Linked DNA regions of Homo sapiens: region 2 is linked to region 1. The links are chromatin contacts, found by Hi-C or POLR2A ChIA-PET in ENCODE. All regions are on one chromosome and are shown on one strand. Each heading gives the region's core, a stretch centred on a gene start or an enhancer-like site at or near the end of the contact. The rest is flanking DNA. Distances are from core to core; before and after follow the strand shown.

Region 1 (3,157 bases), core at 275-2,774:
CTGCTTCCTTAGGGGTGGTGTCATGTCAGCCTGTGCATCACGGTGGCACAGCAGAGGTCCCGGTTGCCAGCGTGGTCCCTCCCAGCCTCACTTCTGTGACCTTCTGCCCACCTGAGCCTGAGTTGAAAGTCAGTCCTCCAGGTTCCTGGTTTGGTGTTCAAGGCTCATCACCAGAGGGAGATCTAGGAGTTTATGGGGTTCTAGATGGGCCCAGGGAGGAGGACCCAGGCTGAGCCGTGAGCTGAGAACACCAGCAGTGAGTGGGCCAAGCCCCTGAAAGGACACAGATGGGCAGAGTCCTGCTGCATCCTGGGGGCGCCGCATGCTGGCTGGGCAGACCCTGCGCTGACCTCGACAGGGCTCTGCCCTAATCCTGGGAAAAAGGGAGGCTCAGCAGGCCGGCAGCCATTCTCTCCCAAGCTGGACAGCCAAATCCCTCTTTTAAGCCCCCTGAATAAAAGAGCTGAAATGAACTTGCAGAATAAGCAGGCCCTCGGGGCCCCTCTGCTGCACAGCAGGCGGAGCAGGAGGCGCTCTGAGCAGAGCCCCCAGCCCTCCCCTAGTGCAGGGTCCCAGCAGCAGGGAGAGTGCAGGTGTGTGCAGGAGGCTGGCTGACTTCCCTGCAGGGAAGCGACCCAGCATGTCCCCGAAGACCTCTCCGTGTTTATGGTAGACTGTGGCCCTTCACCCTGGGGGCAGGGGACCCTTGCTGCTCCCTCCCTGTCCCCCCTTCTTCTGTGGCCATTGCCACTCACCTGGGAGCTCAGGTGTTGGGGGCTGAGCAGCAGTGCCCCAGCGCGGAGCCTCCACGTGCTGTCCTCGTACTTCCTTCGTGGGCGCCGCTGCTCCCCTGGGCGCCTCAGCCCAGCTCCTCTGCTGACAGCCAGCTGCTGTCTCTGCCTGGCTTTTTTGTTGTTGGTCGTCCTGGAGATCCAAGTGTCAAATTACCGTCGCGAGGGGGAGCCCGAGGAAGCCCTGCTTGGGAACTTGTCCTCCAACTTCATGTCCCGGTGCCTCACCTCTGCCCTGAGAGCGCTGCTCAGGGACAAGACAAGCTCCCTCTCTCCTCCTCCTTCCTCCTCCTCTCCCTCTCCCCGACTCCCACGCCGTGGGCTGGGCCTGGGTTGGGAGCTGAAGAAAGAAGTCGGCTCTCTGCCTTCCTGGCCAGGAGGACCCTGGGGAGGCTCCACCTGAGCCTGTGGAGGGGAGTCCTGCAGCGCTCTCAGGTCTGGGGCACCCACCCTGCCCTCAGGAAGGCCACCCCTTCTGTCCCTCTGGCCACTCCCTGGCTGGTCCCTCCCTCTGGCCTCTCTCAGGAACAACAGTAAACAGTGGGGAGCTGGTGGCCCTCTCAAGCTGAGCAGGAGGCTTTGCAACCAGTCCCTGGGGAGGCCCTTGTGCCGCTCAGCATCTGAAGGCGTCTTGGGGGAGAACTTGGAATCCTGAGTGACCTGGGAGTGGCCTGCGCGCCCGGCAAGGCGCCTCATGTTCCTTGTGAGGTGAGGGCCTTCTGCTGGGGCTGTGACCGCACTCCTGGCCCAGCTGTCAGGGCAGGGCTCCAGAGTCCAGGGGCCGGGCCCTGTGACATTTGCCTGGTTGTGCCTCCCAGCAGGCTAGGCTGTGTGGAGAGAAACCGACCCCAGCCCCGCTGTCAATGGAGCTCTTTGAGTCCGAGCACAAAACCCCAGTGAGTCAGGGCCTGAGGAGGGCAGGGGGAGGAAGCCAGCCATGTGGTCACACCACTCGGATGCCAGAGCCTCCCAGAGGCTGGACAGGCGGCCGCTGTGCGGGCGCACGGACTCCTGGGGATGAACCATTTGTTGCATTTACTCATTGGAGCAGAGTGGGGGCAGGAGCGCCCTCTGGTGGCCGCCTCGGCTGTCCCAGCCCAGGTCAGGCTTCAGAGCTGCATTCACTCAGCTAAAAGAAAGTCAGCCAGGCCCTGCTTCCTTACCGGGGTGTTGCAATCAGCCTTGCATCCTTGAGCCTGCGCCTTGGGGTCGCAGCCCCTCAAAGGGCTTCTTGCAGCCGCAGCAGTGCTCACACTGGGAGGAGTTCTAGTTAGAGCAGTTAATGCCAGCTATTCTTGTCCCTGGGATGTGGCACCCCAGACAGCCCTGCCTGTGTTCCAGCATCTCCTCTTGGGCTTCCCTACCCTGTGCCACGTTCCTGGTGGCAGGAATGGCTGTTTATAAGGAGCCTGAGAGAGCTATGGCCCCTCTTGCGGCCTCTGCAGCTGCCCCAAGGGTCGACAGCCACCCCCATGCAGAGGGAACAGAGATGCGACAGAGCCTCGTGGGCCAGCCAGAGGCTGCTCCCTGCTCCCAGCATGGGCAGAGGCCGCTCACCCCAGGAGGGCTGCAGCAGGGTTGAGACAGAGGAAGACGAGAGGAGGACTCCAGGCGAGGCTGCGTCTCCCTGGCTAAAGGCCCCACCTGTGACACCCTCACGGGTTGATGATGGGACATATTACTACACAGCCGTGCCTGCCTTAGCAATGCAAATACGTTTTGAGAAATTTAACTTGTCATTGTGCGGTCACAGAGTATACTTAGGGAAATCAAACAGCAATTCCAGGGAAGAGAAGGAAAAAAATATCAAGCGGCACAGCCTCCTACACACCCAGGCCATGCGCTACAGCTTGTTGCTCCTAGACCACAAACCTGTACATCACGTTACTGTCCTGAGTACCGTATGCAGTTGTAACACAGTGGTATTCACATATCTAAGCACACATAAGCATAGAAAAAGTACAGTAGAAATACAGTGTTAGAATCGTAGGGGACCACCATTGGCTGTGCAGTCATTCCATGGGGCATGACTGTACTGTAATGCACTTCAGACATCACCTCAGCCATCTTCGCTCAGTCCGTGAGGGCTGTGCCTTTCTGCACCATCTTACTGACGGGAATGCATGGGCTTTAGGAGGTGAAGTGTGTCACCCAAAAGACACCCTTCATGGCAGAGCCAGCATCTACATCCCATTGCCAGAGGACAGAGGGGAGGAGCAGAGGAGTAACTGGACAGAGTGGGGTTCACATCCTGCTTCCCGGGAGACCCCCATGTGTTACGTGACCTTGGGAAAGTTGGTTCACCTTATCGTCCTCATCTGTGTAGTGGGGAGAGCCAAACGATGCCTGGTGCAGCTTGGATGAGA
Region 2 (3,157 bases), core at 24-2,523, 150 kb after region 1:
CTAAGTACAGACATTCGCTGGGGTTAGGAGCCATCAGTTAGCCCAGAGTCCACTGGGACAGGGCCTGTGGGACTAGACTTTTAGCGAGAATAAAGAACAGCACAGGGGGCCAGGCGTGGTGGCTCACACCTGTAATTCCAGCACTTTGGGAGGCCAAGGCAGGTGGATCACCTGAGGTCAGGAGTTCGAAACCAGCCTGGCCAACATGCCGAAACCCCATCTCTACCAAAAAATAAAAAATAAGCCAGTTGAGGTGTGGTGGCATGTGCCTGTAATCCCAGCTACTGGGGAGGCTGAGGTGGGAGAATCGCTTGAACCCAGGAGGCAGAGGCTTCAGTGAGTTGAGATCGTGCCACTGCACTCCAGCCTGGGCGACAGGGTGAGACCCTGTTTCAAAAAAAAGAACAGCAGGGTGGAGGAAGATGTTCCAGAGCCTCTGCCAAAAAGCCAGTAAGCTGGCCGGGAAGCTTCCGGATGAAGTCTGGGGACCCTCCCATCGTTGCCTGTGGATGTTCCCACCGCATTTCCAAGGGAGAAGGAAAGCCTCAAGCTACCTTGATCCCCCTCAGAGAAGCAAACGATTCCTGGCCAGGCCTCAAAGCTATGATGTCTCCTTCAACCAGCAGGCTGACTGGCAGGTTGACCAGGTGTCCGTCTCTGTAGGCCCAGTGCAAGGACCAGGATGGCGCAAAAGGCATGTGGAGGTCTGGATACATGGCACTGGGCCACTGGATCTCCCTGCCATCCCTGAGGGCATCTGAGGGGAATGGAAAGAGGGAAACAACCCTCTCAGCCACGGCCCTGCCCCCCAGTCAGATACAGCAGCACTTCCGGAAGCACTGTCTGCCCACTTCCTCTCCCAGGAGGTCTGCGTCAAACCCCTCCACTCGTTCCAACACTTCCCTGCTTTCAAGGATGCCTCCCTTATAAAGCCCTACCCGGCCACTCCAGCCCCAGAGCCTCTACCTCCTCTCAACACCTGGAGCTCTCGTTCTTTGTACCCCCATCCCATTCAGATACACTTCACAAACATTGCAGAGGGCCTGTGAGGGGTGCAAGGTGGAGACAACAACATAGCTCCTCAAGGAGCCACAACCCAGTGGGGCAGATGAGACATGTGGACAGATAACGCCAAACAAGGCAAACACGGCTAAGCATTAACAAAGATCCCTGTGCTGCAGGAGTCCAGAAGAGGGAGCAAACCGATTTGCTGGGGCGATCAGAGGTGGCTTCCTGAAAGAGGAAGCACTGGGGATGGGCCTGGAAGAATGGTTTTGTCAGCTGGAGATGAGTGAGGGAGAAGCTCACCAGCAGAGAACAGTGGAGAGAGGCACAGAGGCAGAGGCTGATACACAGTGGGCCTAGGACTGGTGAGTAGTTTCAGCATCAGAATGAGGAGGAAGAGAAGAGGCTGGAGAGGAAGGTGAGCCTGTGTTGGAGGCTCTGGGAGGCCACTCGTGCCTCTGGGATGGCTTCCATAAGCAAAAGGGAGCCACTGATGCTCCTGGGCAGGAGACTAAGCTCCGGAAAGCAGGGCCCATCTTTTGCCATCACCATTGCACTCCCAGTGCCTGGCACATGGTGGCAATTAACCATCTCAGAACGAAAGGACAAACTCACTTAGCATCTAAACGTCCACTGCCCAGGTCTGTTGGAGAAAGGTCTCATGAGTGGGTGCTGCTTCTCCCACAGCACCACATGCCCCTGGACAGCAGGAGCCACCGTCCCTCAAAAGAGCCTCAACAACCCTCAATCCGCAGCCAAGCTTCATAAACACCGCCTGAATGAAAGGCCAAGCAGAAATCCAAGCCACTCCCCTCCCTTTTGGAGCTGGGCTGCTCCATCTCAGGCTCCCGGCCCCTACCCCACCCCAATTCCTGCAGGTATGTCTGCCCACCTTCCCATGTCTCCCAGCACAGTACACCAGACAAGATGGACTTGAACGAGAAAACTTCAATCATCCTCCTGCCATGTGAGAGGACTTCCCTGTTGGTTTCCCAACGTGAGCCAGCCTGCAAGCCCACCTGCCACTGTTGGCCTTCCTGCCTGCCCAGCCCTCTGCCTGGGCACCCACCACCATCCCACAGCTCTCACTGCCCTGCTCAAAAGAGAGTGGGCATCCTTCTAACTCCCCAGATGACAAGAGCCCCTGCAATGCTGGCCACAGGCAACCCGTCTGTGCTGGGGTGCAGGAGGGGAGCCCTCAGGGCTCTGATATGTCCGGTCATCTTTTCCCACCAATATGCCTGCCCTTGACCTCACCTTGGATTTGGTCAATGATCCCTCGCAGCCTCCGCTCTACCTCCCGACGCTTCAGCCGGTCTTGCCGCCCGATGAGCACAAGGTTGAGAAGCAGTAACAGGAACAAGGCCGAGGCATTCACCAGCCCCACCCCACGGCTGGTGGGAGGAAAGAGAGGCCGCACCCACAGGGAGTGAGGGCTCGCCCACCCAGCAGCCCCCAGGCCACAGCTCCCCTTCCCACCCCAGTCCCTTGTGGAAAGACTGTCCCGTTCTGGTGCCCTGACACCAGCTAGGCCTCTGACCCCATTCAAGGGACTGAGGAGGTTCCCTTACATCCCAGGAGCAGCTTGGGGGTGACAGCCCCCAAGAGCCCTGGTCTGTCCCAGGTGCCGCGGCAGGATGGACAGCACAGCTGGAGAGGTTGGGGAGCAGCCCCTGGGCGCACACCTCCCGGCTGGCTGTCCCCCGCAGCAGCCCAGCAGCAGCAGCACGGCCAGTAGCATGAGTGAGGCCCCCGGCCAGTGGAAGCAGGAGCAGCGGTTACTGTGGTGGAGGAAGCTGCTTCTCCACACCTCCTGGGAAGTTCGGACAGGGAGGGGACAATGAGAGGCCTGTCCCACTCCAATCTGGCTGCCTCCCCCGGCACCCTTCCCAGCCCCCATGGCCGCCTTGGTCCCCTCTCTTTGACCTCGGCTGGGCTCCAGCCTGTTGGGCTCCTGCAGCAAGCAGGCTCAGGAGCCACTCTGAGGGGAACCTTGGCTTCTTTCTGATATTTCATGAGGCCTCAGTTGGGTCACACTGTCCAGGGTGACAGGGTACATCAGAGTCCTGAGAAGGGGCCTCCCACACTTCCCTGCCATCCCAGCCAGGCCCTGGTAGCCCCGAGAAGAAGCTTCACCTTCCACGTCAGACAC

The links. A loop is a pair of places that touch in the nucleus more often than their neighbours do. ChIA-PET counts read pairs that join two places held with the same protein, here RNA polymerase II (POLR2A). Pooled maps may share reads with other maps.
Region 2: a loop to region 1 is called in a pooled map, with 2.2 times the contacts of the local background. The contact joins the enhancer-like site here to the promoter of SMIM5 in region 1. A Hi-C loop is called at or near these places in 3 of 50 pooled maps. POLR2A ChIA-PET finds 5 or more read pairs at or near these places in 4 of 52 experiments (BJ, PC-9, activated naive CD4-positive, alpha-beta T cell and 1 more).

The regions. Positions count from the first base shown.
Region 1 is chr17:75,631,801-75,634,957 of GRCh38, reverse strand. It overlaps SMIM5 (small integral membrane protein 5), which reads right to left and starts at 1,524. Exons shown (of 3, transcript NM_001162995.3): 1 at 756-1,524. All of the region lies in intron 8 of RECQL5 (RecQ like helicase 5), which reads left to right. RefSeq lists enhancers at 1,092-1,771, 1,772-2,452.
Region 2 is chr17:75,485,532-75,488,688 of GRCh38, reverse strand. TMEM94 (transmembrane protein 94) reads right to left here. Exons shown (of 32, transcript NM_014738.6): 3 at 3,142-3,157; 4 at 2,691-2,818; 5 at 2,263-2,399; 6 at 555-757. Among named protein-coding and RNA genes, the nearest start is that of MIR6785, 11 kb to the left of the region's middle. RefSeq lists an enhancer at 573-622. Within about 2 kb of position 1,273, at least 18 of the 41 ENCODE cell types and tissues checked have a DNase peak (open chromatin) inside an H3K27ac peak, as active enhancers do.